2 separate regions of the Mus musculus genome follow, and region 1 is linked to region 2. The links are chromatin loops, found by intact Hi-C in ENCODE. Cell type or tissue: heart. All regions are shown on one strand. Each heading gives the region's core, and the rest is flanking DNA. Links, peaks and the distances in the headings are about the cores only.

Evidence for each region. A loop is a pair of places that touch in the nucleus more often than their neighbours do. Peaks named below come from ENCODE experiments on the same cell type or tissue, not always from the same donor. Only the 100,000 strongest peaks of a DNase experiment are listed, where the experiment ranks them.
Region 1: a loop joins it to region 2, with 4 times the contacts of the local background. A loop is called at or near these places in 7 of 42 quality-filtered maps.

What each region holds. Positions count from the first base shown.
Region 1 is chr11:88,060,447-88,076,192 of GRCm38, forward strand. Vezf1 (vascular endothelial zinc finger 1) reads left to right here and starts at 7,833. Exons shown (of 6, transcript NM_016686.4): 1 at 7,833-7,987; 2 at 12,611-13,305; 3 at 14,216-14,279; 4 at 15,745-15,746. The coding sequence starts at 7,955. In heart, for the core only: a CTCF peak has its summit at 8,789; DNase peaks (open chromatin) are centred at 7,585, 7,875, 8,135 and 8,645; H3K4me3 peaks cover 3,454 bases; H3K27ac peaks cover 2,458 bases.
Region 2 is chr11:88,111,588-88,127,333 of GRCm38, forward strand. All of the region lies in intron 1 of Cuedc1 (CUE domain containing 1), which reads left to right. Among named protein-coding and RNA genes, the nearest start is that of Cuedc1, 20 kb to the left of the region's middle. In heart, for the core only: no CTCF peak of the experiment used is centred there; DNase peaks (open chromatin) are centred at 3,614, 6,204, 6,584 and 7,454; H3K4me3 peaks cover 1,106 bases; H3K27ac peaks cover 4,774 bases.

The DNA of each region.
Region 1 (15,746 bases), core at 4,538-12,537, 50 kb before region 2:
TTCCCTTAAATGTGTCTCCAACTCAGAACACTTCAACACATTGTTAGTGTTTTTGGTTTTGTTTTAAATTTGATTTTATGTATATGGATATTTTGCCTGCTTGTATGTCTGCATTGCTTGAATGCCTAGTGCCTAAAGAGATCAGAAGGGTGTCTGTCATATTCCCTGCCACTGGGTTTGTAGACAGTTGTGAGCAAGATGTGGGATCTGGGAATTGAACTTGAGTCCTCTGAAGAGCAGCCAGTGCTCTTAGCAGCTGCTGAGCCACCTTTCCAGCCCATTAAAAAAATTTTTTGTTTGTTTGTTTGTTTTTTGAGACAGGGTTTCTCTGTGTAGCCCTGGCTGTCCTGGAACTCACTCTATAGACCAGGCTGGCCTCGAACTCGGAAATCTGCCTGCCTCTGCCTCCCAAGTGCTGAGATTAAAGGCTTGCGCCACCACGGCCTAGCTAAAAATTTTATTACATTATATTACATTACATTATATGTACATTATATTACATTACATTATATGTATATGTGGAAAGTCAGAGGACAACTAGTGGGAATTTTCTCTTTTTAATGGGAGCCTTAGGGATCTGACTCAGGCTGTCAAACTGTCAAACTTAGTGACAACAGTGTCTTACCTACTGAGCACCCACACACACACACACACATACACCTGTTCTTTGAATTCTGGGGATCAAGCAAAATTCCTTATCTATGCTAAAGAAGTGTTGGATCTCTCCCACCTATGAACCTCCCATCTTACCATTGGTCAGGTTAGCTTGAATTTTTACAGTTCTCTGATGAGAAGATTAGTCATATCAGATCATATGGATTGTGGAACTTTTGTTTGTTTGTTTGTTTAAAGACTGGGTCTACTATATAGTCCTGCCTGTCCTGGAACTTACTGTGTAGACCAGGCTGGCTTCAGACTCAGAGATCTGCCTGCCTTTGCTTCCCAAGTGCTGGGATTAAATGCATGTGCTACCATGCCCAGCTTATATATAGTTTTTAAGAGAGCAGAGTAATTGTTTTCATTGAAAGAGTTGTATATTGAACATATGTGGGAGCTTTCTCAGATGTTAGCATTAGTTTTATTAAGTATACCTATGTAGGTGGTCATAGACAAATTTCTCCAAGTTACTAATTCTAACACATAAGTACCACTAAGTGGTGTTTTCCATTCCAAACTATATGTAGTTTAATAAATAGTTCTGAAATAATTTTCATATAAGGAACATAACTACATTGTGACATTCTTGTCTAAAGTAAACACCAAAGGAAAAAAAAAAGCAGAAATAATGTATTACATTATTACAAAGCCAGCAGTGGGCTTTCACACGTAAAACGCATGAAGCATTTGCACTGCCTTGGGTTGACGACCATCTGTTCCCCATGCTTTCAGTGCTGAATGAAATTGGGGAGAAAATCAAAGGAGAGGTGGGAAGGGAAAGGAAGTTAGGGAAAGAGGAAACAGCTGTAAGGTAAGAAAGGCCCTACAGAGATTATAAAACAAAAGCAGGGCCAGATTAGGCCCTGAGACTAGATAGCTAGTTAACTTTTGTCAATTGAGAAGAGCTTTGTATACTTTGAGACAATATGTACTTCAAAAGCACTAGCTAGTCTTCTCAGTGTACCATAGTAACTAGTTCATTGAGTCAAAAGCTATCCTGCCCTCCTAGAATTTCTTCATACTGAGCAGAGAGCCTGTTGCCAATGTGTACACAAACTAAGGGTCAAATATTTTGACAACAGCAGGTACATATTACAATTTAAAGAGTGAATGGGGAGAGGTGGATGCTGAGTACAGCTTCAGCCACTGTAGCAATAGCTCCTGTACCTGCCCTTTTATTATATTTATGACTGAACAGTATAACAAAATGTAGTAGCTTATAGTTCAGAGACTCATGGTCAAACTTTTTTTTTTTTAAGATTTATTTTTATGAGTGCTCTATCTGCATGTATGCCTGCATGCCAGAAGAGGGCATCAGATCCCGGCATAGATGGTCGTGAGCTACCACATGGTTACAGAGAACTGAACTCAGGACCTCTGGAAGAACAAAGCTCTTAACCACTGAGCTGCCTCTCCAGCCCCAGAAACATTTTTTTTAAGGTACATTTATTTTATGAGTACACTATAGCTGTCTTCAGACACATCAGAAGAGGGCATCAGATTTCATTACAGATGGTTGTGAGCCACCATGTGGTTGCTGGGAATTGAACTCAGGACCTCTGGAAGAACAGTTAGTGTTCTTAACCGCTAAGCCATCTCTCCGGCCCCCAGAAACATTCTTGTTTTTCTTTTTTTTTTGTTTTTGTTTTTGTTTTTTGTTTTGCTTGTTTTCGAGACAGGGTTTCTCTGTATAGCCCTGGCTGTCCTGGAACTCACTTTGTAGACCAGGCTGGCCTCAAACTCAGAAATCCGCTTGCCTCTGCCTCCTGAGTGTTGGGATTAAAGGCATGCGCCACAACCCCCAGCAGAAACATTCTTTTTTTTTTCCCAAAGATTTATTTATTTATTTATTTATTTATTTATTTATTTATTTATTTATTTATTTATTTATTATATGTAAGTACACTGTAGCTGTCTTCAGACGCACCAGAAGAGGGCATCAGATCTCATTACGGGTGGTTGTGAGCCACCATGTGGTTGCTGGGATTTGAACTTCGGACCTTCGGAAGAGCAGTCGGGTGCTCTTACCCACTGAGCCATCTCACCAGCCCCAGAAACATTCTTAATAGAATTAATTCCCACTTCTGGAAACTGAGCCAGATCTTAGGTTTATCGGGTCTTCTGTTGTGTCCGTTGGCTTGTTTTCTAGACCAGAATAGCCTTTCAGATCCTAATCTGACTACTCTTCTGATGTCACTTCAGGACTTAGATTGTTGCCGTTCACATCTTTAACCCAGAGAGAGAGAGAGAGAGAGAGAGAGAGAGAGAGAGAGAGAGAGAGAGAGGAGAGAGAGAGAGAACGAACTTGCACTCAACACTGGTTTCGTGATTTCCTGTTTCTTTTACTACCAAAAATTGAGGGACAACCCACCTCAGCAGATTGGAAATCTAATTGGCCCAGTAGAAGAGAAACTGAAGAGAACTGTTGAAGTAAAGGTTGTTCACTAAAAAGCTTGCTTTCATTCCACTTATATAGAAACATTTAGAGAGGCATTACAATCAGTAAAAATCTTTATATGTGAATAGCATTTTTAGATTGGTGACACAATACTGGCTAATATCACTTTATTCTCAGGATATTTGGTGTAGAAGCAATAGCCACTGAGAAGGGTTCCTCCTCTAAGCAACTTTAAAAGTTTTGATGACAACCGAGCCTAAGCTTTGTGTTTTAGTCAGTCCTACCAGTTTGTAGGACTGTTAAGTCAGCCATTGCTCTAGGGACCTAGGGCGTCTAAGGGCAGTGAGGAGCAGGTGTCCAGAGGAGAAATGTTGGTGCCTGAATGTGTTTTCCAGATGTATTGAATTTCACTTAGTATATTTTTGACTTGTCTTAGTTTCTTTCCTGCTGTGGCCTATGCTATTTTGCTTGTGTTCAGTATTCCTTCTTGCTTACTGTTGCTTACTTAGGATTAAATTTAGGGCTAATCACATGCTAAGCAAGTGCTCTTTTTTTTTTTTTTTGGCGGGGGGTCTGAGATAGCGCTTCTCTGTGTAGCCCCACCTGCCATAGAACTCACTCTGTAAAGTATGCTGGCTGCAAACAAGAGACTCACCTGCCTCTGCCTCCCAAGTGCTTGTATCAAAGGCGTGCGCCACCACTGCCTAGCTTAGAGAAGAGCTCTACCACTGAGTTACATTCCCAACCCTTATTTGTGGACATTGCATCATCCAGGAATAAAATGGAAGCTAGCGTTTTGACATAAATGCTTTATTGGTGAAACTGATAGGTATGTTGTTGACTTTTGACAGTCAAAAAGGGTGATGTGTTTATGTGAGCTTAGACTCAGTTTTTGAAGTCTTGGGTCATGACCTTTGTAAAAAATGTGTTTTGATCACGTTTCTCAAATACCAGCTGGACTCTACTAGACATGTGAGTAGATTTGTTCCTTGTGACTATTACAGCTGTCAAGGAACTTAAATAGGTGTTCAGGAACAAAGAAATCTTTATTGTTTTCCTCGCCAGTTAAAACAGACAACTAGCAATGACACTTTAGCGTGGTTATCCAGTAGAAGGGAAGGAGAGTGCTTCTGCTGTCCTTCCAGGCAAGCCTTCCTTTCTTTTCTGGCAGGGCTACACTTTCTCCCATGGTCGGATTGAGGCTGGTGTTGAGGGGTGACCATTCTTTATGGCTAGTACTTCTTGGTACTCCTCTCTCTGCCCCTTACGCAGCCCTAGCTGAGGTGTACTCCCACTGCCACCCAAGTTAGTCTCAAACACTCAACAATACTCTTTCCCTGGGATTGTAGGCCTGGGCCACCACTCCAGACAAATCTGCGTGATTGTTATTTGGGGATTTTGTTTTGCTTGGTGTATAGTTGTGTATGAGTGCATGTGTATGCATATGTGCTTCAGTACACACAGGAGGCCTACTAACGACAATTTGAAGGGTTTTTTTTTTTCCTTTTTTTCCCTTTTTCTTTTTTTTTTTTTTTTTTTTTTTTCTTTCTTAGACAGGGTCTCTACCTCTGTCAAGATGATGAGAGAGAACGTGCCTCTTTCTCTCTTTCTGAGTAAGTTGGAGGACTGATGGATTGGCTCAATGTCTGCATACTGAGTTTTCAAGCCCAAATTTAACCACTGAACCAGTAAGAATATTTACCAAGAACCTGTTACATTTAGGGGTATTCTACGAATTTTCTACATACATTTTTCATTTAAGTCTAGAGGTTGCCTTTGTGGGATAGGTATTTTGTTCTCCTTGTTTAGAATTGTGTGGGTGACAGGTTATAACACTTCAGGTGGAAGGGGAATCTGAACAGGGTGAATCTGGAAGCTGACTTGTTTGGGATGGACACAGATACAGTTGTTGGTTTGTTTGTGTAGACACTGAAAAGTTCAGAAAAAGTACTTAGTCTAAAAGTAATACCATTGATCCATTCACTGAAAGCTGATTTTAATAATGTGCTGTATGCAGCCATTTATTATCTTGACTGAACTTCAATATAAGGTCTGTGGAAACAGGACTTTGAAGGAGGACTCATTTTGTTTATGTTTTAAAATATTCTCTTAAAGGTAGATATTCCCATTCTAAGGATGAATTCTTTGATCCTGCTTGGTTTGATTATATTCCTGTACAGTTGAATTTGTTTGTTTTTGAGTACATGTTCTGAACTTGAAAACACTCTTCCTTAATGAAAAATAATATTTAAAATCATAATGTTGTTGGAACTGAGGAGATGACTGAGATGGCTCAGTGATTAAGAGTACATAGTGGGGAGGAGAGGCAGGCAGATTTCTGAGTTTGAGGCCAGCCTGGTCTACAGAGTGAGTTCCAGGACAGCCAGGGCTACCCAGAGGAACCCTGTCTCAAAAAAACCAAAAACCAAAAAAAAAAAAAAAAAAAAAAATTGTAACTCCAGCTCCAGGGGATTCAACACCATCTTCTGACCTCCTTGGGAATCTGCTTTACACACACACACACTCATACACACTCATAATTAAAAGTACAACTTAAACTTTAAAAAGATGGTTAATTTTCTTTTTAAGGCAAGATTTTGGGGGGACAATCAGGAATTCTGATTTTACCTATGGATAGAGATATAATTAGCTATTTCTCCTAAAATCTAATAACTGTTTTCACTTGACCTCTACTTCCTGTTTATGGGGAAAACACTACTGGGAGGTGCTATGAGAAAAATTGCTGGGGAAGGGGTTTCTAGATCCCAAAATAAGTATAAGAAATCCCACAGTATTAGCATAAGAATCATATTAAGTACTAGCTTTTATAATTCTGAAGCTTTATTTTGATTACAGTTTCAAAGAGCAGCTAAAGAGAAGCGGCTATACATTGGAGGAGAGAGCAAATATACATAGAGACCTTGAAGGGAATCTTCTAAGGCAGGGAAGAAGCAGAGACTTGTATCCACTGAACCAAAATACAAGCACATACTATGTCCAAGGTCAGAGCAAGAACATATTTTGTCTTGTTCCTTGGGTTTGCAACTTAGCTCTCTCCTCAGTTTACATGTATATGTAAACATATATACGCTTCCTGAAAGAAACATCAAATGAGACTGACAGACCAGGGGACATGTAGCAGTTTAGCTCAGGGATATATCAGAAACTCATTTTCTGTCCCCCTCCGTCTTAGGCTGACCAGTTCTCTGGTGGTTCCTGCTACTGATCCATCCAAACTGCTGGACTTGTCCTTCATACCCAAGGTCTTCAGGCAGTATCTAATGGGAAGTCAACTCTAAAAGGAACCAGACTGTCATTTCCTGGCCCCTTTATTCTGGTGACTGATGGAAGAGTGGGAGGGAAATATATTTGTTTAATGGTTGGAAAAACATCAAATTACCATACCTCTTCAGTTTCTATTCCCATAGAATTTTGCAACTATGGTTTTTGAATCAGTCATTCATATATATATGAATATGATATATATATATGCATACATACATACACACACATACATATATATGAAGTTGAAGATATGTCTTTTATTAAAACTGTCTGGAGGGGATAAGAGTCAGTTTGAAATATGTTGAAGTTCTGAAATAATGTGCACATCTGAGGAGTTGGTTTTATTTTTTAACATTTTATAAAAATATCATAGATGGAGCCTGCCCCCTCATTTCCCCACCACAGATTCTTTGGACTAGATATATGTTTAATAATAGCTTGTCTCTGATATTCACAGTAGCTACCTCTATGTGAGGAAAGGATAGAAAACATTCAAGACATCATATGGGCTTACGATCTACAGATTCCAACCAGTAGCAGTGGCTGACTCCTACACAGACGACTGGGAACTGCAAACAGGCTGGGGTCACCTCAGTGACATCTGACGCTGTCCAACCAGAAGTCTGACTTGTGTGTGCGTGTGCTGCAGGAATTGAAAAATGTACTAAAAGACTAAAATATTTTGCCTCTATACTTTCTCATTCGTTTTTATTGTTTGTTTTTAATCCTGGCGGGAGAGGGGTTTTTAAGTATTTCCTGTATCTGGAATGAAAGGGAAAGATGGGAAAGCGGTCCCGTCACCCAAGAATAACCCAGTAATGACATCTGAACGCGTGGGAAGTGTTTCCCTCCACAGTAGGCGCTTCTAAGGCTGTACCCTAGTGGAATTCCCTGCTCAAATTGGAAGACCACGCAAAGGGCGATGGCAAGAGCGCTGAGTGAGGGCTTAGCTGGTCAGGAATAAAAATACCCGAGGGTAGGGGACACTAGAAGCTAGCATCCTAGTTCGTAGGTGGAAGCTGTGATGTGCTTGACCGATTGAACAGCCAGGTGACCAACCGAAGCCCTGACTGCCGCTGGGGGTATGAGAGGGACGCGACGCCGCCGGGTACCAAGGCAGAGTCACGAGAGGCAGCCCAGCTGTGCCCAGCGGGCCAGCGCCAGACCCTGGCGTCCTCCATCTTCTCTCCTGCGCTCCCCCTGCTCCAGCTGCCTGAGCCACGGACCGCAGCATCACACACCCCCGCGGGGGGGGACGCCGCACCCCATCCCCGCCCCCGGCCCCACCCCAGCCCCCGCGCGGGCTCCCTGACCCCACCGCCCGCGGGCACTGGCTGAGCTCCGAGGCGGCGCGCCGGCGGCGGGGACGCCCGGAGGGGGTCGAAGCGGCTGGGGGCGGCGGCGGCCGGGCCGGGGCTCCCCCCCCGCCCGCGCTCGCCGCCGCGGTGGTGCGTCCCGGAGGTTACCGGAAGTGGCCGCGCTCGGCGCTGCCATGTTGAGGAGCCGCCGCTGCCGCTGCCGCCGCCGCCGCCGCCGCTTTGTTGTCGCCTCCTCCGCCTGAGGAGGCTCCCCGAGCGGGGGGAGTGGGGAGGAGGGGGGTCGGCCGCCGCAGCCATGGAGGCCAACTGGACCGCGTTCCTGTTCCAGGATCTGGGGGCCCCGGGGGGGTCGGGGGGCCAGGGGGGCCGGGCCGGGCTCGGGCGGGCGGGCGCTCCTCCCCTCCCGGCTCCGCTCTCCGGCCCGGCCTTAATCCCCCTTTGTTTTTCCGCCCGCCCGCTCCGGCGGAGCCCGGCCGCCGAGGTGAAAGGAGGCGGCCTCGCGGGGTGCGGGGGAGAAGCAGGCCTCGGGGTGAACCCGGGCCCCCCCAAGCACACACGCACACACACACCCTTCCCTCCCGCCCCGAAGGGGAAGGGAGGAGGCCGGCCGCTGTCACCACCCCGCGGCCCAGAGAAAGGAGGGCGCCGGGCCGCTGTGGAGCGCGGGCCGCTCGGCCACTGCGCGCCCGAGCGGGGCCGCGCGGCGCAGCGAGGGGGTCTCCGGGTCCCGCTCCGAGTACCCATCCATCTTTCGCTTGCGCTTTTCGCGTCACCTCTCTCTTTTTGTGTGTGTGTGCTTGTGTGTTGACTTTCTGACCCTCCTCCCACATCCCGCGAATAGCGGGTATCTCTGGCTTCGCCGCCACTCCCCCTTCTCGCCGCCCCCTCGGGTGGACCCGACGGGGGGTGTTGCGAGCGTGGTTCCCCTCTGCAAACTTTTCTCCGCTCCTAGCCCAAGTCCTGGGCGAGCCCTGGCAACTGGTCCCCTCGCCTCTGTCCAGCTTCTGCGGTCCCATTGAGCTTGGGGAATCCCCGAGCCGGCGGGGCCGGGCGGGGGCGGGGAGCGGCGGGGGCCGGGACTCCTGCAGGCCCGACCTTCCCCGGAGCGTGTCTCGCTAGTCTCGCTCCGCGACCCGCTCGAACGTTCGCTCCGGCCCAGTGGGCGACGGGAAGCGGAGAGGGAGCGCAAAGTCCGCTTACAAAGCCCCTAGATGAGTCACTCATAGGGAGTATGGGGGTCTTCGCTTCTTCTTTTTTTCCTTTTGCCAGAAACTTCAAAGCTAATGTTAGCGGATACTTCAGCCATACCCTTCTCCTACCACTTTAATGCGGGACCCCTGATTGGAACTTTTTCCCCCCTCTGCTTCCTTTCTGTTTGCAAATGCATTGATGAGCAGTAGAGATAAGCACATGCAGAAACTTCAGAACTGAAGGTTAGGGAGCTAGTCGTTTTTAAAATGTGTCCTTCCCGCCTCCCTCTTTGGAGTTTTCCTAAATACTTCGTGAAATTCCAAACGCGTAGCTTGGGCGCTTGAGACCTTTGGAAATGCAGAATCTTCAAAAGATTATACTCTCCGCATCTGGTCCCATCCCGGTGGAGTTAATACGGGGAATTGGAGAATTCAAAATTACCCATTGTGTAATCTGGCTTGTCCTATTAAGACATGTTTCAAATGTGAGCATTTTTATTTTAGGTAATTATTGAAATAAATGGGCTTACTAAAGTTGGAAATTCTTAAGATTTTGCAACTCCTGAACGTCCCACTTTATCATCCTTAATCTGGTATTGATTTTATTGTGCTTTGATGAGTTTGTTAAGAAAGTGATGGTCAAAAAAAAAAAAAAAAGAAAGTGATGGTCAACTTAAGAATGGATTGGCAAAGAAGTACGGAACTAGCTGGCATGAGGGTTGGTGCAAAGACGGTAAATGCTTTCTTTAGAAAAAGCTTACTTACAAATGATCGTTTGACAGTAAAGGACTGATGAGTTTTAGACGCAGTTTAAACAATATTACATTGGGTGTCTGTAAACTCGATGGAGGTGGAACAAAGCAAGCCCCTTATGTGAAGGAGAAACCCATAGTTCATCTTTGGGAAGTTAGTTGAAAGAGCCTACAAAATACTTTTAAAAGCTATTTGAACTATTCTTTTCCCAGATAAAGCTAATGCCAGCCTATTAATTTTTTTCCACCTGATGAGGAGATGTGAAAGCTCATATTTAATCCTGGACATGCAGTGTGTGCTGTGAAAAATCTTTGAAGAGCTGTAATTTAAAGCTGAGGACAGTGAATAAAGAAGGCCCTTCGTATGGAAAGGTGGAATAGACATGCAGTTCTAGTTCTCAGAGATCCCCACCAGGGAAATGCAGAGTTAAACTCTGTGTCTGGGAGCACCATGTTGTATTTATATCTTTAAGCAAGTTTTAATAACCTGCCTGCTTACCAGATAACACGGTGGGAAGTGAAAGTGTAGCTCTTAAAATATGTGATGGGTGATTCGTACAGGACATTAGAGAGATGACTCACCGATGCTAATTTGTTTCAGTACAGAATCTTTTACCCTCTAGCAATGGAGATTTCATGGTTCCACATCCTACCACCCTGAGTGTTGAAATAACATTTCTGGTTTTGTTGTTGTTGTTTGATTGGTTCCTTGGTTTTGCTTTAGTAAGTTAGTTAGTTTGTTAGTTAGTTTGTTTGTTTGCCAGTCCCAGAGAAAGGAAATCTTGGGCAGGGTGAGAGCTGTGTACTTGCGTTAGAACATGAAATTTAAACTTTGATGTGATGATGCTAGTCAAATAAAAGCTTACTGAGAACATATATTTGAGAAATAAATCCCCTCACTGAAAGGCAGGCCATGGTTGTTATTCAGCTATCCCTCAGAGAACAAGTTGAGGAAAATTGGCTTTCTTAGCCAGTGGGGAAGTGTGGGCTCCCAGCAGTCTTCAGAGACTGATTATTCTAGTGGTTCTATAGGATTTTACTCAAGACACGGGGACCTGGGGTGGCCCTCTGAGTGAGCTCCAACAATGCTGTAAACCAGTTTGTACCGCACAAACATCTGAATTGGTGAATGACAGGAATTTCTTTTAGTATTCCATCCTACCAATGGTTGTTTAGAATTGAAAAATAGCTCAAATGTTATAAGTTTGAACTTTGTCCAGAAGATTTGCATTCCGCGGGGTCTGATCTGTTAGCCTTTGAAACTGTATATCCTGAGCTAGCTTCAGCTCTTAACTGTTTGCAGTCTGTATGGAAACTTGGGCATCCTGCCTAGCTCGAGAAAGAGTAAGCTCAGAGGCCAAATTCTGCTATCACCTGAGTGGATGGACCCCACATTCTCAGAGCTGCACAAATTAAATGGGACTGAGCTGTAATTCAGTAACCGGTTAGTAGCTACAATTTCTGAGCATCATTCTAAAGCTTGAAAGACATTTAAGTCAAAAAATTGTTAAATTCAGACTACTACCTTTAGACACCTTGCTCCTGACCTTTGGGGGAGACTGGTTCCAGGCATAGCCTCTGACCTCTCATTAAGTGAACATGTCGGGTAGATGTTCCTGACAGTCAGAGGAGGAGCTCTGTTAGCCGCCTTGGGCATTTGCTGTTTTGTTTTCTGTGTCTTTAATCAACTTAGCTAATCAAGTGACTAATCAAAGAGTGTGATGGTAAGAAAAGCTGAAGTGTCTAAGCTGGTGAGACAGACTCTTCCTAGTTGTGGCATATAGCTTAAAATATGTGGAACTTTTAGCTTTGTCCTTTTAGGACTATAAAACTCAAGTACAGGGGCTTGGGTTCACTGTCAAGTATTTCAAAAATAATGTTGGTAAAGAACAACATATTAGTGAGAGCTATTTCAGGAACTTTTTCCATCATTTTCTAGAATTTCGGAACAGTGGTCTGGCTCGAGTCTTGAAGTAGAGCAGCATATCATGGCAGCATGTATCTAATGCCTTACCCAAACCAGCGGATGTGCTTGCAGTTTGGGTTTTCTTTTACTAAGCGTTGGTTAAGGACACAAACTCTAGTGGAGGATTCGCGATCTGAGAAACAACTGGCAGGTGTTTTGCCACCTTCCCAGATGCCTCCCAGTTAATAAATGGCAGCTTTCATTTCAGCCGAATCTTGTAGTAGCGTTAAGTGGTGAGCTTTCTAAAGAAACTTAATAGCTGGTATATGTCTTCACAGAGATCCATTCCTTTCATTGCTTAGCAGTCCCTTTCTCAATCACTAGTTTCCTTCTTATAGAGAGGGAGAGACTTGGTGCTTTTTCTGTCCTGAGTATCAGACAGTAGATGATTGTGTTAGTCATATACAGAGTTTGTATGTTGATGCAATCTAAGGGACTATTAAATACTTAAACTGGCATTTCATTTTTTTTTTGACAAGTTATTTAAACTTGGCTTCTATATTGACAGTCAAAATGCTCAGTGGTTTCATCAACTAATAATACATCCCTCGTGAGCCAGGTACTGTATACTTTAGTCAGATGTTTGAAAGTACGATTGCTGTCAGCAGTGTAGATGCAAAAACATTTTGATTAGCTGCAATTTCCATTGTTTTGTACCCAGAGCTCTTGAGAGTCTCTGTAGCTCTGTTGCAGAGAATGAGAGAACAGCTCACAGTCCACAGTGGTGGCGCATGCCTTTAATCCCAGCACTTGGGAGGCAGAGGTAGGTGGATTTCTGAGTTCGAGGCCAGCCTGGTCTACAGAGTGCGTTCCAGGACAGCCAGGGCTACACAGAAAAACTCTGTCTTGAAAAACCAAAAAGAAAGAGAGAGAGAGAAAGAGAGAGGGGGGAGGGGAGGGGAGAGAGAGAGAGAGAGAGAGAGAGGAGAGAGAACAGTTCATAGGCTCCTGGACTGTCTCTTCTGCTTGTCTGTCTGGAATATGTTGAATAGTTAAGGTCACTGTGGAGGCTCAAATTCTCAAGTGTAAATGTTTGGTTTTAGGCCCACGAAGCATCCCATCACCAACAGCAGGCAGCGCAGAACAGCTTGCTGCCCCTCCTGAGTTCTGCTGTGGAGCCCCCTGATCAGAAACCGTTGCTTCCAATACCAATTACTCAGAAACCTCAGGCTGCACCAGAAACATTAAAGGATGCCATTGGGATTAAAAAAGAAAAACCCAAAACTTCGTTTGTGTGCACTTACTGCAGTAAAGCATTCAGGGACAGCTATCACCTGAGGCGCCATCAGTCCTGCCACACAGGGATCAAGTTGGTGTCTCGGGCAAAGAAAACCCCCACCACGGTGGTTCCCCTTATCTCCACCATTGCTGGGGACAGCAGCCGAACTTCGTTGGTTTCAACTATTGCAGGCATCTTGTCAACAGTCACTACATCTTCCTCGGGCACCAACCCCAGCAGCAGCGCTAGTACCACATCAATGCCTGTGCCCCAGTCTGTCAAGAAACCCAGTAAGCCTGTCAAGAAGAACCACGCCTGTGAGATGTGTGGGAAGGCCTTCCGGGATGTGTACCACCTCAATCGGCACAAGCTCTCCCATTCGGACGAAAAGCCCTTTGAGTGTCCTATTTGTAATCAGCGCTTCAAGAGGAAGGACCGGATGACTTACCATGTGAGGTCTCATGAAGGAGGCATCACCAAACCCTATACTTGCAGTGTTTGTGGGAAAGGCTTCTCAAGGTACTGCATCTTGCTTTGCTTTTCTGTATGGTGTTCGTGAGCTTCAGTTTGTGTCTGGGATCTAGGCTTCTGTGAGAAGATGCATGCGCAGGCCTCCATCATTAGAGGAGGTTACTGATGAGTGTGGTGGGCTTAGGTCTCACTCTGCTGTACTGTGATTGACAAGTGGAGACACAGCATTTAACCCTTTACGTCAGTTAAGGAAGTACTTAGGTAGCTCCAGGCTTTCGTTTGGCACATGGTTTCGTATAGCTCCAAATATCCCACCAGTGTTTAGTTCCATTGGAGAACCGGATATAAAGATCACTGTGCAAATCAAAGAAACTTTCCTGTTAGTTGGGATGACCTTGGATTTTCTTTTTCTTTTTTTTTTTAAATATTTAGTTATTATGTATACAGTATTCTGCTTACATGTATGCCTCCAGGCCAGAAGAAGGCACCAGATCTCATTATAGATGGTTATGAGCCACTATGTGGTTGCTGGGAATTGAACTCAGGGCCATCTCTCCACCTGACCTCCGATATACTTAATGCAACTTTTAAGAATACTAACACCCCCACCCCCCCACTCCCCGCTCTCCCAGTTTTTATGTGTGTATTATTTCATTTAAAAACAAAAAGCTATTAGAGTTGACACAGTGGTAGTTATTCCTCGTATTAGAACTAAAACTTTGAGTGTTTGTGATTGTAAAGAATCAGGACTTAGTATGATCTGAAGAAAATAACAGGTGAGGGATTAAAGTTTGTGTTTATGGTGTGAGAGGTAAGGAAATTTACACCGAGGGCTGAGGGGGTTGGTAATTCTTGCTTTCTGCAGAATGTTCCCTGTAGTCTGCCAAGGTGCAGTGTCACATAAGTAACGTTCTCCCTGAGGGTTCCCTTACATCTTCTGTTTGAAACTCTCTTACAGGCCTGACCACCTAAGCTGTCATGTAAAACATGTGCATTCAACAGAAAGACCCTTCAAATGCCAAGTAAGAGTTAAAATGATTTATCCTCACCTAGCACTTGGTGCACATTATCCAAAAAGTCGGAGCCAGTCAAATCTCAAGCTCCTTGAATAGTCTTCAAGTCACTGATTGGAGTGAATGTGGTTCATTTGAATTCTAGTTTTATAATATGTATAACAGTATATTATACATATTATGTAGCCCCCTTTCCTTAAGCAATGGCAATTTTTGGTGTTAGAGGGGAAATGTTTTTTGTAAATTAAAAAATGTCTATGTGTATATTCCTAAGTATATGATTTGTGTACCATATGTGTGCAGAAAAAGAGTAGGTTAGAAGAAGGTATCATATTTCCTGGAATTAGAGTCACAGATGGTTGTGAAACACTACATGGACGCTAGGAACTGAACTTGGGTCCTTTACAAGAGCAGGCAATGCTCTTAACTGCGGAGCCATGCTGCCAGCCTTTTTGTAATTTTTTTTTAAGATTTGTTTTTTTATGTTATGCATATAAATATTTGCCTTATATGTACTTATGCACTGTGTGCATGCCTGGTGCCCAAGCAGGGCAAAAGAAGTTGTCAGATCCCCTGGAACTGGGGTTACAGATGCTCATGAGCCACCATGTGAGTGCTGGGAGCTGAACCTGGGTCCTCTGCAAGAGCAGCCACTGTTCTTAAACAACAGCCATCTCTCCAGCCAAAAGAAGGGGGTCACTTTATAGTGCATTTTCTGTTAGCACTGGGACCGCTGTATCTTCTGTATTTTTAGATGCTGTTACCAAATTGGAAAATAAAAAAATATATAGTTAGATTAGTGATTTTATCTGAATCAAATTGTGATCATGAAAAAGCTAAGAATTTTGCTAAATCAAATGACTGTTTTAGACATTCCTGATCTTAGGCAGTTGCTGGACATTCTTTAGTTTGCCTTTCATTTGTTCGTTAATGACTGGTTTTATTAAGTAAGTGACTTGAATTCTAAGAAAAATCTAACTGGAGGAAGGATGCAAGTGCCATTGAGTGAATACTAGCCTTGTATCAGGCTCTTAATCTATCAGGAATTTTGTGATAGCTGTTAACCCTGTTCCAAGAGACATCAGATAGGCTGTCTTGTTTAGGATTGCACCGCTTAGTGATTTGCACAACTCCATTTAAATCCAGGCTTTTGTTTTGTATTGTTTTGTCCTTGCAATGCTGGGAACTGAACACAGGAGGCAGGCACTCTATCACAGAGCCCCACCTCCAGCCCTAGATCTAGATTCAACTGAGTGTGGGCCTCATCTTTTCACTTCTCTATGTTGATGTTTTCTTCCTCCAAATAGAAGCCTCTAAAATTCACCAGATGTTTTAATATTATCTGTGCAATGAAAATTATACTTGTTCAGCCAGCTTGCTGATATGGGTAGGGGTAATGTGTAAAATATACGTACTTTAAAATGAGTTGAACAGGATAGTCTATATTTAAAAAAAGTTTTCCTCCCTCATGCAGAC
Region 2 (15,746 bases), core at 3,493-11,492:
CTCACGTCTTCAGGCTTGTGTGGCAAGCACTTTTACCAGCCGAGCTCCAGGGGGTCAGATTGTTACCAGTGAGGAAACCTGAGGCCCGAGGTTGAATTAACTAAAGTCATCTCCCTAGGTAGGTAGTTGGGGAGGTGGGATTTGAACTCAAAAAACCCCTGCTGGGTCCGTACACATCTCACTAGGGTGCTTTGTCATGCAGCAGTGCTGGGACTTTCCCTAGGGTTGAGGGAAGGATAAACTGAACCTGGGGCAGATTAAGTGTTCGGACCTTATGAGGAGCTGAGCGTAGGAGAACTGGTTTTGGAGTTCTGAGGACACAGCTGTCTCTAAGTTTGGGATCGAGCTGAGGAGATCCTGCAGGGACAGAGAAGGGCTTTATCAGGTAGCTTTTTACTCACTGCCGAGAGGGCTTGCACCCCTAGAGGTTTAAGATCCACAAGTCTCCCTCCCGCCATGGTCCTGTATTTGGAAGCCTGTCTTTAGACGGGAGTTAGCACAGCTTCGGTGACTGTAGGGATTTAGCAAACTGCGAGAAACCGTGGGTTCTTGAGCCGGGGAAGGGAAGACGGTCAGCACATGGCGGTGATGAGCCACGGAACAGCTTGCGTCCTGTGGATGGAGGGCTGGGCGAAACAGATGACTCCTCTTTTCTTAAGAGTTGATTTAATAACGGAATGAATCATCCTGTTAGTTTCTGTCCTTGAAAAGAAAGAGTTCCGGTGTGACATGGCGTTTGACTGAAGCCAGAAGCCGGCTGTGTCTGTCACCTAGATAGACACTAGCTAGGCCTTGGTGACTCCTGGCCAGGATGCAGTCCCTCCAGAGGTGTTGGAAGGGCCCTTAGCTTCCTACTGTTACCACTCTCAGTGGTACCATCTCCTGGTGGGGTTCTGAGACCCTGGGTCTTAGAGAGAAAATGGATAGAGTGTCATTAAAAAGTAAATGACTAGGGCTGGAAAAATGGCTCCTAATAAGGTCCTGGGTTTGATTCCCAGAACCCACACACGAAACAGCCAGGGGTCCAAAAACAAAATAAGAGCTGGCGAGCTAGCTCATCAGTTAAGAACACTTGTTACTATCACAAAGGACCTGTCTTTAGGACCCAGCATCTTCCACATGCTGCCTCTCAACTGCCCATAACTCCAGTTCTCGGGGACTCAAAGCCTTCTGGCTTCTACAGATGTCAGGCACATATGTGGTACACATATACGCAACAGGCAGAACACTTATATACATAAAATTAAAAAAAATACCATGAGATGAGAACAAAAAATAGCCTCGTGTGATGGCACACTCCCATAACCAGAATTTGGGAAGCCGAGACAGACAGGGCTCTGTGAGTTCCAGGTCAGCCCATACATACTAAGATCCTGTTTCAGAAACAAAAGCAAGTCAGGCATGGTGGCATGCATTTATATTCTCAGACCCGGGGAAGACCCTAAGGCAAGCCAGCCTCTTCTGCTGGGTGAGCTCTAGTCAGTGAGAGAGCTCATCTTAGTGGGAGTAAAAAGTAGCCACACAGTGGTGGCGCACGCCTTTAAACCCAGCACTTGGCAGGCAGAGGCAGGTGGAGCTCTGAGTTCAAGGCCAGCCTGGTCTACAGAGTGAGTTCCAGGACAGCCAGGGCTATACAGAGAAACCCTGTCTCAAAGATAACAGCCACAACAACAACAACAAAAATAGACATTCCCTGAGGAACAAGGCCCAAGGTGCCACATGTATGTATACACACACACACACACACACACACACACACACACACACACACACACACATACACACAAGTAAAGGACTCGTGAGCTCACAGTGATAGTAACAATAGTTATGTTGAAGATATTGGCATAAAAATTAATTCTACCAGGAATTCTATAATCTTTGTCTGTAAGCAAGGCCCAAGGCTCGATCCTCAGTACTGGGAAAAAAAAAATCTAAATGTCTAAAACTAGGCAATGGAAAAATGTTTTGACTTTCTAAGATATGAACGACCCCCATCCCCTGCCAGTGAAGGCAGCAGACCCCTTCTGTGCTAGTGCCAGCTTCCCCGGACTGCCTGTGGGGACATGCTGTTCTCTCTGACTCCAGCTGCCAGCCTTCCACGTGTGTCCTGCCCAGCCTGTAATCTGGCTGTGGGAGTCTGAGGAGGACAGCCTGTTCTGAGCCACTCTCTGTGACCTCTCTGTGGAATGCTGACCTGTGACCTTACCCCAGACTCAGAGCTGAGTGAGACACCCCAAGGGAATGAGAAAGGTGCCCAGGAGGAGACCTGAGGGGGCCATGAGAACTCCCAGATGTTTAGGAACATTAGCAGGGTGGTTCCATTTGCAGACTCCGGCTGCTGGCCACACATTTCCCAAAGTGCTTTTTTTTTTCTCTCTCTCTCTCTGTTCCATTTGCCTCTGCTTCCTTCCTGTCCCCAGCCAGCAACAGTGGCTATGCTGAAGAGCTTCCATCTGGAAGAAGACCTGCTCTGTTCAGACATTTTACTTATATAATTCAATTTAGTTCTTATGCCAACCGGTGGCCAGGATATGGATATGGGAACTGAAGTTAGCAGGCAGTAGTTTGTCCAAGAAACACACCTACTTTCTGGCTGGAATTTTGCTTGCTTGAGTTTTTGCTTTGTTTGTTTGTTTGTTTATTCATTTCTTTTGGTTTTGTTTACGTGCTTGTTCACTTTGAGACAAGGTCTCTATGGAGCCCTGGCTGTCCTAGAACTTGCTGTGTAGACCAGGCTGGCCTCTACGTTAACTCACAGAGATCCACCTGCCTCTCTATCTCCTGAGTATTGGGATTAAATTTGTGAACTACTGGGCCCGGCTTTGATTTTATTTGAATTTTTGAGACTGGGTCTACGTGGCCAAAGCTGACCTTAAACTCACTATGTGTCTCCAGGATGACCTTGAACTTCTGGCAGTGTCCCTTTATCAAGATCCTTTGCAATTAAGCTTTGTGCCTCGATGCCTGGCTTGTGTATCTATCTAAGAATAGAACCCAGAGCGTTGAGTGTAACATAGAACACACTACTGAGCTACACCCCCGGCTCCTTGATTTACACTCTTATTATAATAAATGTCAAACACACAGAGATTGTCAACACAATGAATTCCCTTGTTCTCACCACCAAGCCCTGGCATATACCTTTGGGTCCGCTAGAAAAAGGTCCCCTTCCTCCAGGGTCCTCAGCCTCGTAAGCAGATGGTGGGCTGAATTTCAGCCCTCTCTGTCCCTTGGGCTGGGCACTTTGTGCTGTGAACAGTCCATGTAACTGTATATGACAACCCTGCCTAAGAGTCCTTCTTCTCAACTTGCTTTTGGCATGACAAAAAGCACCCACAGCCAGACACCTGGCAGAGTGTTGATTGCGATAGTCAATGCTTTGCTAAGTGGGACACAGGGAGAAAAGCTCGGACGCTGGGGACTCCCCGAATTCATAGTAAGCCGGGAGATAATTCCAGAGGAGACTGCTTATATACAGAGGAGGAGAGGAGGGAGGAGACAGATGAACTGTGTCCTGCTGCTCCGATTTCCTGCAGCTCCCCGCACCCGATGTCTCCAGGATGTACACACACACACACACACACACACACACACATGCTTCCCCCTTCCCTTCTGTGCCTGGGGGACAAGGGAGGTGCTTGTCTGTAGCCATCACAGTCCAGGGCTGGCAGAAGGAAGTAGGTGGAGCCCAGGGTGTGAAAACCCAGTGTGAACTGTGCAGCTACCCCCCTGGATGTCCTTACTGGAACATCCTCTGCCCCCCGGGTGGCTAGATTGTCTGAGGCTCTGCTTAGCCAAGGGTCGGGTGGGAGTGCTACTTTTGCACCTGGAGAGCTATTTCTTTAAATCCCAAGCAGGCCCTGTGGGTGATCAGACGTGGGGCTTCTTCAGGGTACCTGGTGTGTATGTGTGTATTTGTAACTGCTGTGTTCTTGGCTATGCCCAGTGCTGTATTTAGTATTGGTGTGCAAATAAGCATTAGACAGATGTATATTATACAATTAATGTTACAAAGTATCCCATGGAACAGAGAAATGTGCCAGAGGGAGGGTCCAGGCTGCTGCTTCATGCCTCTGACTGCATCTCAGGGATAACCAAACTCTGACGTTCAGTGGCTTGACACAGTTGATGTGTGGAATTTTGTTGTTGCTTCTTGAAACAGTGTCTGTCTATGTAACCCTGCCTCTCTGGGAACTTGCTATGTAGACCAGGCTGGCATCTAACTCAGAGACCCACCTTCCTTCTGCCTCTCAAGCGCTGGGATTAAAGAGGTGTGTCCACACCACCACATCTGGCTCCCCGTGCATTTTGCTCATGGGGCATCTAATGTGCCTGAGGTAGTCTTGACTTGTGACAACTCCATCTGGAACCTGGGAGGTGGTGGCAGGAGCAGAAGAGGGAGGAAGAACCATTTACTTAGAAGGCAGAGGCAGGTGGATATCTGCAAATTCAAGCTAGCCTGGTCTACATAGAGAGTTTCAGGCCAGACTGGACTACATAGTGAGACTTTGTCCTCTCCTCCCCATTTAAAAAAAAAAAAAACATTCACTCGTATCTGTATGTGTGTAAGCACGCTATAGCACTTTTATCTGCTAAGTTATCTCAGGGCCTTGCTTTGTTTTTGAGATAGGGTCTCGCTATGGTTCTCAGCCTGGCCTGGAATTCACTCTACGCCCAAGACTGGTCTGGAACCCTTGACCCTCTGGCTTCAGTCTCTAAAGTGGCTGGGGTTAGAGGCACAGACCACCACACCTGGCCTGCTACTTCTGTTCACACGTCTTACCAGAGCGGGTCAGGCAGCATGGGGAGCTGGAAAGGAAGAGGGATAAAGGACTATCTTCAGCTTCCTAAGGACAGACTTTTATATTCCCGTGGCTGGTGATAGATCTACGGAAGTGCCTCTGGCTGAGTTGCCTGCCCGGCCACTGTTTTTTACTTGGACAGAAGGAGAACACCTGCTACGTAGGCCCAGAAAGGAGGTGGGAGATAGCATTGAAGAGACGGTCACATAGCAGGGCTTTTAACAACCGCAGAATGACATGTTGGCATTGACATTCGTTTACGAATGCCACGTCTGGAACCCTTTTCTTATCTGTGTAGAGGAACAGTAAGACCAGTCTGTCTTGGTTTCAGACTCCCCTGAGTACAAGAACAGAACTATTGAAGTAATGGGAGAATTGAGGAACTGAGAGCAGGGAGCAATGCTGGCCTCCAAGATGCCTTGGGGGGAAAGGTGCCTCTTCCTGGTATACCTGCGGATACCCTTGCTTTTGTGAATGTGAATCTGGCATCATAGTCTCTTGGTTCTCAAATACACCCACCCTCTTTCTAATAACCAGAAAGCCAAACAGTGCCTGGACCTTGAATCAAATATGTTCCTGGGGGAAGAATCTAACTGACTCACGTGAGTCTGCCTTCTGCTGGTCCAATCAGCTGTGATTTGTAGACATGGTCATATGGCACTCCATATCACTACAGGATTTTCCCTTATCAATGGGGATGGAGGCATCCTCACAGTAGAGACATGACCTGGGGATGTACTCAGAAGCATGCCAGACTTACCACCTTGGACCAGGTCGAGTAGGGTTGGTCGGATGATACCTGGCAGAAAGATGTGAGAACTCTAAGGGACCACTTCAGTGTGAGCTGGTATGGTGGGGGTGGGACTTCACTGAGAACCTTGGGACACAGCACTACCTGAACAGGGCACGGGTAGGTCTGTAACGCTACACGATAGAACTGAAAAGTCTTGGTCAAGGCTTGGGAGCTCTTTGTGGGATGGTCATGGAACAGGATGTGGGGGCCAGATGGCAGGGTTCAGCCAGGCTACTGTTGGAGGAGGTAAGGCAGGTTTATAGGCTACTGGGATGATAACCTTGTAAAACAGAGAGCAAATGTGTCTCTCTCCCCTACATAAACACAGCTGTTTCTGTGGTTGAAATGGTGTGACCGGGAGAGGATGTTGGTCCGGATTTAGCACTCTGGACATTGTCCTTACTCTACCCCGACGGGCTGGGTACCTATAAGGAAATCGACTCAGCCCTGTGGGGCTTGCTTTGCTCTGCTCTTGAAAGACTCTCTGTGTGAGCATTTTTATACCAAGGGGGTGAAAACTGAACAGCTAGGTTTGGGCCCTTGTTCTTCACTTACTGGTGATGTGACCTGTGCAGACTTCCTAATGGCCAGTGTTTCCTCCCCTCCTCTCGGGGGTGTGGTGAGGATCACAGGAAACGGGTGCTCAGTGAATCACTAATATTATTATTAGAAACCAAGGCCACAGGGCTAGAGAGGGAGCTTGGCTAGGAGAGTGCTTCCCTAATAGGTACAAATCTCTAGGTTTGATCCTCACAACCAAAACCCCACAAACGTGGGGAAGTAGAGGCAGGAGTTCAAGTTCATACTTCCTCATCTCTATGGAGAGTTCCAGCATGGCACGTAAGACGTCTGGGAGAGAGACAGCAAGACAGAGGAGAGAGAGGAAGGGGAGGGGGAGGAAGAGGAAGGAAAGGAAGACGGAGACCAATTCCCAGATTGGACAGATGTAGTCCCTCAGACGGGCAGGAGCTAGAGCAGGGGCAGGGGCAGGGATAAAGAAATGGAGAGACTGCCACAGAGGCAGCCTGGGCCTCTCAGAGGCTTCGAACGAGGATCTTCCTAAGAACCTGGCCCTGTCTGGGGTGTGAGTGCTGGGGTGGACACGCTGCCTCAGCCCCTGGAGCCAGCTCCAGCCACCTGTCATCCCAAGCCTGATCCGTTCCCCTGCCCCTCCACTGGAGCCTCCATGATGGATCTTAGGGATGACTGCAGAATGCTGGAAGGTTCTAGGCTCTTCCTTTCCATCCTGGGTCAGGTATAGGAGGCCTCCTGTTGGACACGAGAGCATTTCCGTCTTGAAGCTGCAGAGCTCGGAGTTTTTTTGTTTATTTTGTTGTTTTGTTTGGTTTTTGGATTTTCGAGATGGGGTTTCACTATGTAACCTTAGCTGTCCTGGAACTCACTCTATTGATCAGGCTGGCCTCAAACTCACAGAGCCATCTGCCCCTGCCTTCTGAGGGCTGGGCTTGAATATGTGTACACCACTGCCTGGTTTTTGTTTGTTTGTTTGTTTGTTTTTTGTTTTTTAGATGAAGACGCCTTTTGGACCACAGAGCAGTTTAAAGGCAAAAGTATGCTAGGCCTCTGCTTCTGAGGAATTCTATTCTCACTCTCAAGAGCCCCACGGAGCCTCCAGGGTCCAGCCCTGTCCCCTTTCCTCCTTGCCTTTGTCCTCTGGTCCCTGCAGTCAGCAGCAGCAAGCTCTGTGGCTGCCAGGTCCAGACTGAGCCTCAGGACAGCCCCTCCCTTTCCTCCCTCAGCAGCTGGGGCCTGGCCTCCACCCACCTCTCTTGGATCCAGGCCCCAGTGATAATGAATTACATAAATAAGTCATTCCCATTAGCAGCACAGCCAGGCTCTGGCCCAGGAGGCAGGGCAGGTCCTGAGGCAGTATGGCTCTGGCGAGCTGCTCCCCAGCACGGTGGCTCCGAGCCCTGAGCCCTGACATTTCTGCTTGGTGTCTCAGGGAGGGGCCTCCATCCTCTGGTCCCTTCCGGTGTTAGGTTTTCAGTCTAGAGGTTCCCCAATTATCACCTTCCAACAGCCATAGGGCCTCAGGACAGGTGTGTTTGACAGTAGTTGGGACCCTAGAAGGGGTTAGAGTTGGGGCGTCTGGTGGTTTAAGCTGCTCTTCTGGGCCTGCCTAGGCTTGGCTGGCAAAGGTGCTCAGTGGCCATGGCAACCCTTGTCTGCCGGCAGCTCCAGGCAAACACTGGCTTTCAAAGGGGGCCTTGTTCCCTGTGGGAGCCTTTTGGTTTGCTGGGCCTTTCAGACCTGGGGAGGAAAAGGAAGACAGAGAGAAGGGGGGCTGGGGGGTGTCGCTGCCTGGGAGAAGAGCACACTCCTGCCTCTCCTCACCCCCTTTGCCCTGGCCCCAAGCGTATTTCCTGGAGGCCACTGTTTTCAGACCTGCTGCTGGAGAATGAAAGGAAGAGTGAACAGAAGAGTGTGCCCAGTCTCCAGGCAACGGGCTGTCTGTGCCGTTTAAAGGAGAGAGGAAAGTCACACACACTGGGCACCTTAGTGTGGGAAGTCCTGTGCTGATGGCGTCAAGCTAGCCATGGCCACCTAAGCAGATTCTTTGCTGGGTATCGAATATGTAACATGTATAACACTGGAGCTGGGAGGTAGCCCTGTTGCCTAACATATACAAAGTTTACTACCCAGCTTAGCATAAAATTGGGTATGGTGGCACGCATGTGTTCTATCAGAGCTGGGGAGGGAAAGGCAGGAGGCTCACAATCTCACGGTCATCACTGGCTACTTAGGGAGTTAGAAGGGAAAGAAACTTGGGCTGCAAGGGGGTTGGAGAGAAAATGAGAGGAGAAGAGAAGAGAGGGAAGAGAAGAGAGGGAAGAGAAGAGAAAGAGGCGCTAAAGTATTCATCAAATGTGAGGCGACCACACTGGCAGTCTACACTCCTGTGCGAGTGTGCCAATGCCAGTAGATTCAGGAGAAATGCTGATCGTGGGCTTCGCTGCCTTTGCAGGGGGGCTCAGTTCCAGAATTCTCCCCTTTCACGTTTTATTGTTATATTCCTAATATATAAAAAACAGGAAAGCTGGAGCCAAAGAGATGGTTCAATTGTTAAGAGCACAGATTGCTCTTCTAGAGGACCCAGGCTTCCAATCCCAGCAACCATATAGCAGCTCACAACTCTCTGTAACTCCAAGACCTGATACTGTCACATAGACATACGTGGAGGCAAAACACCAGTGCACATAAAATAAAGGTAAATAGATTAAAACAAAACAAAACAAAATCCCAGGAAAGCTGTCGTGTCTGCCATTTGTTCCCAAGTCACTGTTAGTCTGAGGATGCAGCATCCTGTCTGGTGGACTACAACTCATTGCTGGCAACCATGGTGCCTACCTTCCAGGTCTGGTGTGAATGTAGTGATTCTGGGACAAGAAAACCCATGGGTAAAGACTCTGGCCATTTACACCCACCCAGGAAAGCATGGTGGGTCTCACTCAGGACTAGACACTGGGACCAAGATCTGGTGGCCAAATTCTATTCCTCCACATCTCTGTCATCTCCTCCCTTTGTGACTCTTCCTTGTCGTGTGGATTAATTGGCCAAATTGGAGGCCTTTAAAGGCCCTCTGCCAGCTGGGGTTGGGGTGGAAGGCACTCATGAACTTTCCAAACTTTTCTTGATAAGCATAAACTAAGAGGCATCACCTGGAGCCTTGTGGGGGGAGGGGGAAGCTGATACCATTCTCATACCAGGAGTGACTTGGTCTGATGGAGGAACCAGCAGTCACACTGGGAACTAGGAAGGGACAGAATTTTCTGCTGCTTTTGGGATTGTTCCTCAGACTGAGCACCTAAGCCATCAGAGAGTGGCTTCCCTCAGCCGCCCTCTGTCCACCTTGCTGTTCATTAAAACATCAAATTCTGCTGCTGTAGTCAGGACTCAGGTGAGATTTTTGTGTCTTTTTTTTTTTTTAATTTATTTGTTGTTGTTTTTTGTTTATTCATTTTCAAGACAGAGTTTCACTGGGTAGCCCTGGCTGTTCTGGAACTCACGCTGTGGACCAAGCTGGCCTTGAACTCATAGAGATCTACCTGCCTCTGCCTCCCAAGTGCTGGGATTTGTTCTTTCTTTTCTTTTCATTTTTTTAAAGTGTGTGTGTGTGTGTGTGTGTGTGTGTGTGTGTGTGTGTACACGAATAAGCTGACATGTGAAAGTCAGAAGACAACTCTTTTGGAAGTCAGTTTTCTCCTTCCAACATGTGGTTTCTGAGGCCTGAACTCTGGTCTTCTGGCTTGGCAGCAAGTATCTTTACCCAGTCAGCCATCCTGCTGGCCAGTGTTTTGTGTTCTTTGAGACACAGTGGTTTTCCTTTGTAGCCTCTGCTGGTATCAACTTGCAGCAACTCTCCTGCCTCAGCCTCCCCAGGGCTGGGATTTTAGGCCTGGATGAGAGGCACACCTAAGGTTAAGGACCATCCTTCCAGTGCAGAGTCGGGGAGGGGCATTGTGTAAGATGATGCACAGCTCCCGGTCTGGAGGTGCCATGATTCCATTTGGTATCTCAGAGGGAAGAGGCATATAGTTCCACGGGAGTCCACCTGAGATCCCAAGGAAGTTTCCAGCCTGGTGCTCCCTGGACCTGGATCTGTGTCTTCTTGAGACTAGCAGGGAACTTTTAAGTCCTCTCTACTGTGTTTGCCCTGCGTATCTGTAATTTCATGGATTCTCAGGAAAGCTCCCTTCTTCACCCTTTATGAATACAGTTGAAGGAGTCCTATTTAGGCATGGCCGTCACCAAAGGCATAGTCTCTTCCAGCTGATGTCTCCTAAGTCCGTGCCTTTGTGAAGAATTACTGCCCAGAGACTCACTGTTTCCTGGCCCCAAGTGACCTTGTCTCAGTCAAAGACCATGTGACCCTCCTATCATTTAGCCCTGCCCCCACACGCCACAGGTGTTTTGTAACTGCCTTGACGGCACCTGGCACTTGCTATGGCTCCATGGGTATTTTTTTTTAAAAAGCATTTTATTCTTTTATATGTGTGAGCATTTGCCTGCATCCTTGCCTGTGTACTACTTGTGTGCCTGGAGACCAGAAGAGGCCAGAAGACCTACCTGCCTGGGCTGGAATTACAGATGGTTGTGAACCACTGTATGGGTGCCTGGAATTGAACTTGGGCCTCTAAAAGAACAGGACCAGTGAACTGTGTTTCCAAGAGCCCCGGTCCCTCTCAATCTATATTTTGAATAAGGGAGTGACTCTTTTGAATGAATGGGGGGCCCTTTAACTGTAAATCGACCGTTTAATGAATCCCTTTGTTCTGTTGCTATGTTAGCTAGGTTGAATCCTGAGCTCCCACACTCTAGGCAAGGGCTGTGCCAATCATCAGCATCTGTAGCCCACTTTTTACTTTTTATTTTGAGGCAAACTCTAAGCTGTCCCAGGCTGGATTTGAACTTGTCATCCTGCTGCCTCAGCCTCCTGAGTAGCAGGTTCAACTCCTGTGCCAAAGACTGGATTAGGAGAGTCTGGTGCTGACTCTAAGGACGGCCTCTACTGTCAGGAGTCTCCAGGGACGACAGCAGATGCCAGGAGGGCCACCTGGGAGGGAGGACGTTCTTTTTGCAACTATTCGATTGCTTGTGGCTCTTTCTGCCTGCAGGAGTTACTACAGAAGAGTGGTTTCTACCCTCCTGCTTTGACCACAGCGTACCCTTTTCTCTGAGGCTTCCAGCTCTTAATTAGATTTCTTAGGTCTCATAGCAGATGTGAGATGTGAATATCATTTTCCCCCATCCTTTTTAAGTAAAAAAAAATCTGCCTAAATGTGTTTGAGCAGTTATCCTCATGGGCATGGCTGTCTGAGACTTAGCTGCTGTCTGGAACCTGAGAAGTAGGCATAGCATCTCCCAGGGCCTTCCCTTGTAGGTGTGCCTCGAACTGACACGCCTCTGAATGAATTCCACTCTCTTTGTCACCTCAAGCCCTTAAGGCAGAAAGGCTATGGCTCCTGCCATAAGGAAAAAAAGGGTCTCCAGGCATCCCAGGCTCTGCCTGGAGTTAGGGGAGGTGTTTTATAAGAATTGCCTGTGAGCCACACCTAGTGCGGAAGGAAGCCTTCTGCCCTCTAGGCGCTAGGGTGAGTGACAGGGCTGGTGCAGATCATTTATCACGAGCCAGGCTAGGGGTGGGGTGGGGGCTTGATACAGGGTCAGGTAGAGGGTTTTTTTTTTTTTTTTTTTTTTTTTTTGAGGGGAAGTGTTATTTCGAGATAAGGTTTCTCTGTGTGGCCCTGGCTGTCCTGGAACTCACTCTGTAGACCAAGCCGGCCTGGAACTCACAGAGATCTGCCTGCCTCTGCCCTCTGAGTGCTGGGATTAAAGGTGTGCAGTTAGAGCCTTGATGCAGGAAGTCAGGTTTGCAGAGAGCATCCGTGACGTCGACTTCCCCTGGTTAGAGATGGGCACGGGGCACACCTTGGACACCGGAGTCATCTGCCCAGCAGAGTCTGAGAAAGTTTGGGAAACTAAGGGACTCCGTTCTCATCTGTGCATTATTTTACACACACACACACACACACACACACACACACACACACACACACACACACACTTTGGAGAATTCTTTAGAGCCTGGAAGCTCTGATTGTCTCAGTGGAAGGACAACTTGTTTCTTCAGTGAGCATGACCAGTCTGTGCAAGCCTGACAACACCCAAAACTGGTCTGTAGGCTGTCGAGAGAGGCAAGTCTGCGGGGCAGATGCCTGGATGTTGTGGAATGCGAACTATCTAGAAAGGGTTTAATCCTCCCTACTTCCCTTCACTGTTTGTAGACTCGGGGTTGAATCCTGGCACTCTGTGTCCTCCGGCAGCCCTGCCTGATCTTCACTTATATTGTCTTTGAATTGGTGATAGTCGTGCCCTGCCTTACAGGCTTGGTTGCCATTTAAAAGGGAAAAGAAAGAAAGCACACCAGATTGGCTTTGATAAATCTTGGGTGTCAGGTGTGGACTCCTGACAGTTTGGGGGACTGTGGGTAACACATTTTGTCACTGGGAAGGTGAAGCAAAGGCTGAGAGCAGACTGCAGACAACTTAGGACATGTTTGAAGTGCTGGGAAGAAGCAATAAGCTCATGTAGAAAATCTCCCATCCCACCAGACCGACATTAACTCTCTCCCTCTCTGTTAACCCTTTCCCTTCTCCACCCACAATGGTGTTTCCTGGATACCACCTCCCAAGCAGCAGACCGGCTTCTCCATGCCCAGTTAATTGCTTGTAACTCTCAGACTACCAGTGTGCCCTCCCTTTCTGGAAAAACTCGGACTTTCTTCTTGGATAATTCTTGATGTTTGTTCTGGAGTGTTCCGCACTGACATTTGATTCTTAATTTTTAAATTTTTACATATTTATTATTGTGTGTGTACACATACGACATGTGTGTGCATGCAGGTGGGTCTGAGGACAACTTTCAGGATTCCCTTCTCCTTTCACCACAGGATCTGGGAATCAAACTCAGGTAGCCAAGCTTGTGCAGTGAGAGGGTTTGGGTTTTTTTGTTTGTTTGTTTGTCTTTTCTTTCTTTCTTTCTTTCTTTCTTTCTTTCTTTCTTTCTTTCTTTCTTTCTTTCTTTCTTTCTTTCTTTCTTTCTTTCTTTCTTTCTTTCTTTCTTTCTTTCTTTCTTTCTTTCTTTCTTTCTTTCTTTCTTTCTTTCTTTCTTTCTTTCTTTTTTCCCGAGACAGGGTTTCTCTGTGTAGCCCTGGCTGTCCTGGAACTCACTCTGTAGACCAGGCTGGCCTCAAACTCAGGGGTCTGCTTGTCTCTGCTTCCCCGAATGTTGGGATTAAAGGCATGTACCACATGCCTGGCTGTGGTGAGTGTTTCTAACCATTGAGCCATTTCACCAGCCCAGGTCCTTAGTTCTTAATGATATTTCTGGCCCCAGACCACTTTGATCATTTCAGGGCCCTCTGTAGTTTGCTTGCTTTGTTTGATTATACAGTGCTGGGGGTTGAACTCAGAGCTTTGTGCAAGCTTTGGAAGCACTTTACCACACAGCTCCATCTCCAGTCCCTCTTACGGTAATCTAGAGAAAACTTCGATTATCTCTGGCCATGTTAAAAAAAAGGTCTGTGTACAGATGAATATGTTAATCTGTGCATCCACTTTCACAGGGGACTGGGAGACCTGGCAGAGACCTCCCTAGCTCTTCATAGTGGGCTATAAGTTCCACAACCTTTGTGCCCACTCTCCAGTATGCATTGAGGGGCTCTTGAGGGGCTCTTGGGAGGCAGTAAGGTGAAGTCCTCAGGCCAAGTGCTAGGGTCTGTAGACTTCTTCCTCTGCTACTTGCTCTCCCCCCCCCCCCGCCCCGCCTCCATATTAACAAACACCTTTTCAGGTCATTATAGCAGACGCATTCCTAGCTGAATGTGACTTGCTGGCATGTTGACCTTGGTACAGTTACCTATACCATCTAAGCTACAGCTTCCCACCCCCTCTCCCCATTCGTAACACTGACCTTCCTTGTGGCTGGAGAGTCACGGCTCATCAACCAACAACATTGGCTGCTTTTCCAGAGGACCTAGATTGGATCCCCAGAACATATACAATGGCTCACACTGTCTGCACCTCATTCCAGAGAATCCAGTGCCCTCTTCTGACTTTCGTGGGACCAGGCACACACACGGTGCACAGATACACATGCAGACAAAATACAAAATGAAATAAAAAAAATTAAAATGCTTCAACTGTAAGACTTACCATTTAGCTACAGAGGAAACCCACTGTGGTAGCAGGGATCTGTTCACCCTGTACAGAGCTACAAGTAGATGGACCATAGTGACCAGACATCTAAGGCTCTCCTTTGGATGTGTGGGGAGCAGAATCTTTGCCATATCTCTCTGAAATTGGGAGGGGGATTAGGTAGCTATGTCCTCTAGACACCCTGCTTCTGCCTCAAGTCCACTGCTATTGGGTTGTTTGTTTTTTTCTCTAGATATGGAAGTTCTTACCTCTGGAGGTCCCTAAGACTGGATGCCCAGCCCAGCGTGGGGAGGGACAGGGAATCCTCAGTATACCCCAGAGCAGACATTGCATTCCTTAATTGACTCTGGTTCCTTAGCTCCCAGGATTTCAGGCCCCTGCAGTTGGGGGTAGGTTGTTAACTGTGGTCAGGGCAGTGGCAAGGTTGTGGTTGACTTCAGGGGGGATAGTGCAGAAAAGCAGGAAGTACCTTCAGGTGCCCCTGCTGCCCAGGCCCCTCTGTCCCTTGTAGCTGAGTCGTGGAAACCTAGGCTCGCCCTGCACCCTCTCAGCTGTGTGTGAGATTGGCCAGAGTTAAAGAATTCCAAACATTGACACCCCCCCCCCACTGGACCCTTAATTACATTAAGGCACAAAGTGGCAGTGCCAGCAGCGGGTGGATTCTGGCCGGCTGTCCCAGGAACAATTGAAGGTCTGTTCTCTCGGCCTGTCTCTTCCAGCTGAGCTTCTTTTCATGTCTGCCTCATTCCCAGGGATGCAGGGACTCTGGCTTCCTTAGTCTCCCCATCTCACTGGTTTTGTGTCTGCCTTTCCTCACCCTGGGAGCCCCAGCAGGGTAGCCTTTTGGCCCATTTCTTCACACCCTACAGTAGCTCTAAATCTGCTGTGTGCCCAGGGCTTTGGAAAGTCAGGTGGTTTTGTATATGGTCCTGAAGGGGAAGCAAAGGCCCCCACTTTATTGGTTTGTTTACTTGTTTGGGTTTTTTTTTTTTTTGAGGGGGTTGACACAGGCATTCTCAGTGTAGCCCTGGTTGTCCTGGAACTTGCTCTGTAGACCAGGCTGTCCTGAAACTCAGAAATCCTCCTGCCTCTGCCTCCCAAGTGCTAGGATTAAAGGCTTAAGCCACCACCGTCCTGCAGCCCTCATTTTTTATGACACCCCACAATCCATAGCACCTTCACTTGGAAGGCAGAGGCAGAGGCAGAGGCAGGCAGATTTCTGAGTTTGAGGCCAGCCTGGTCTACAGAGTGAGTTCCAGAACAACCATGGCTATACAGAGAAACCCTGTCTTCTACATTTTTCCCCCTCAGATCTGTATTGATGTGGCAGCTGGGATGGGTGGGGGTGGTCACAGTGTTTCACAGGAGTGATGGAGCTTGGGAAAGGGAGGGCAGAGACAGGCAAGTCTC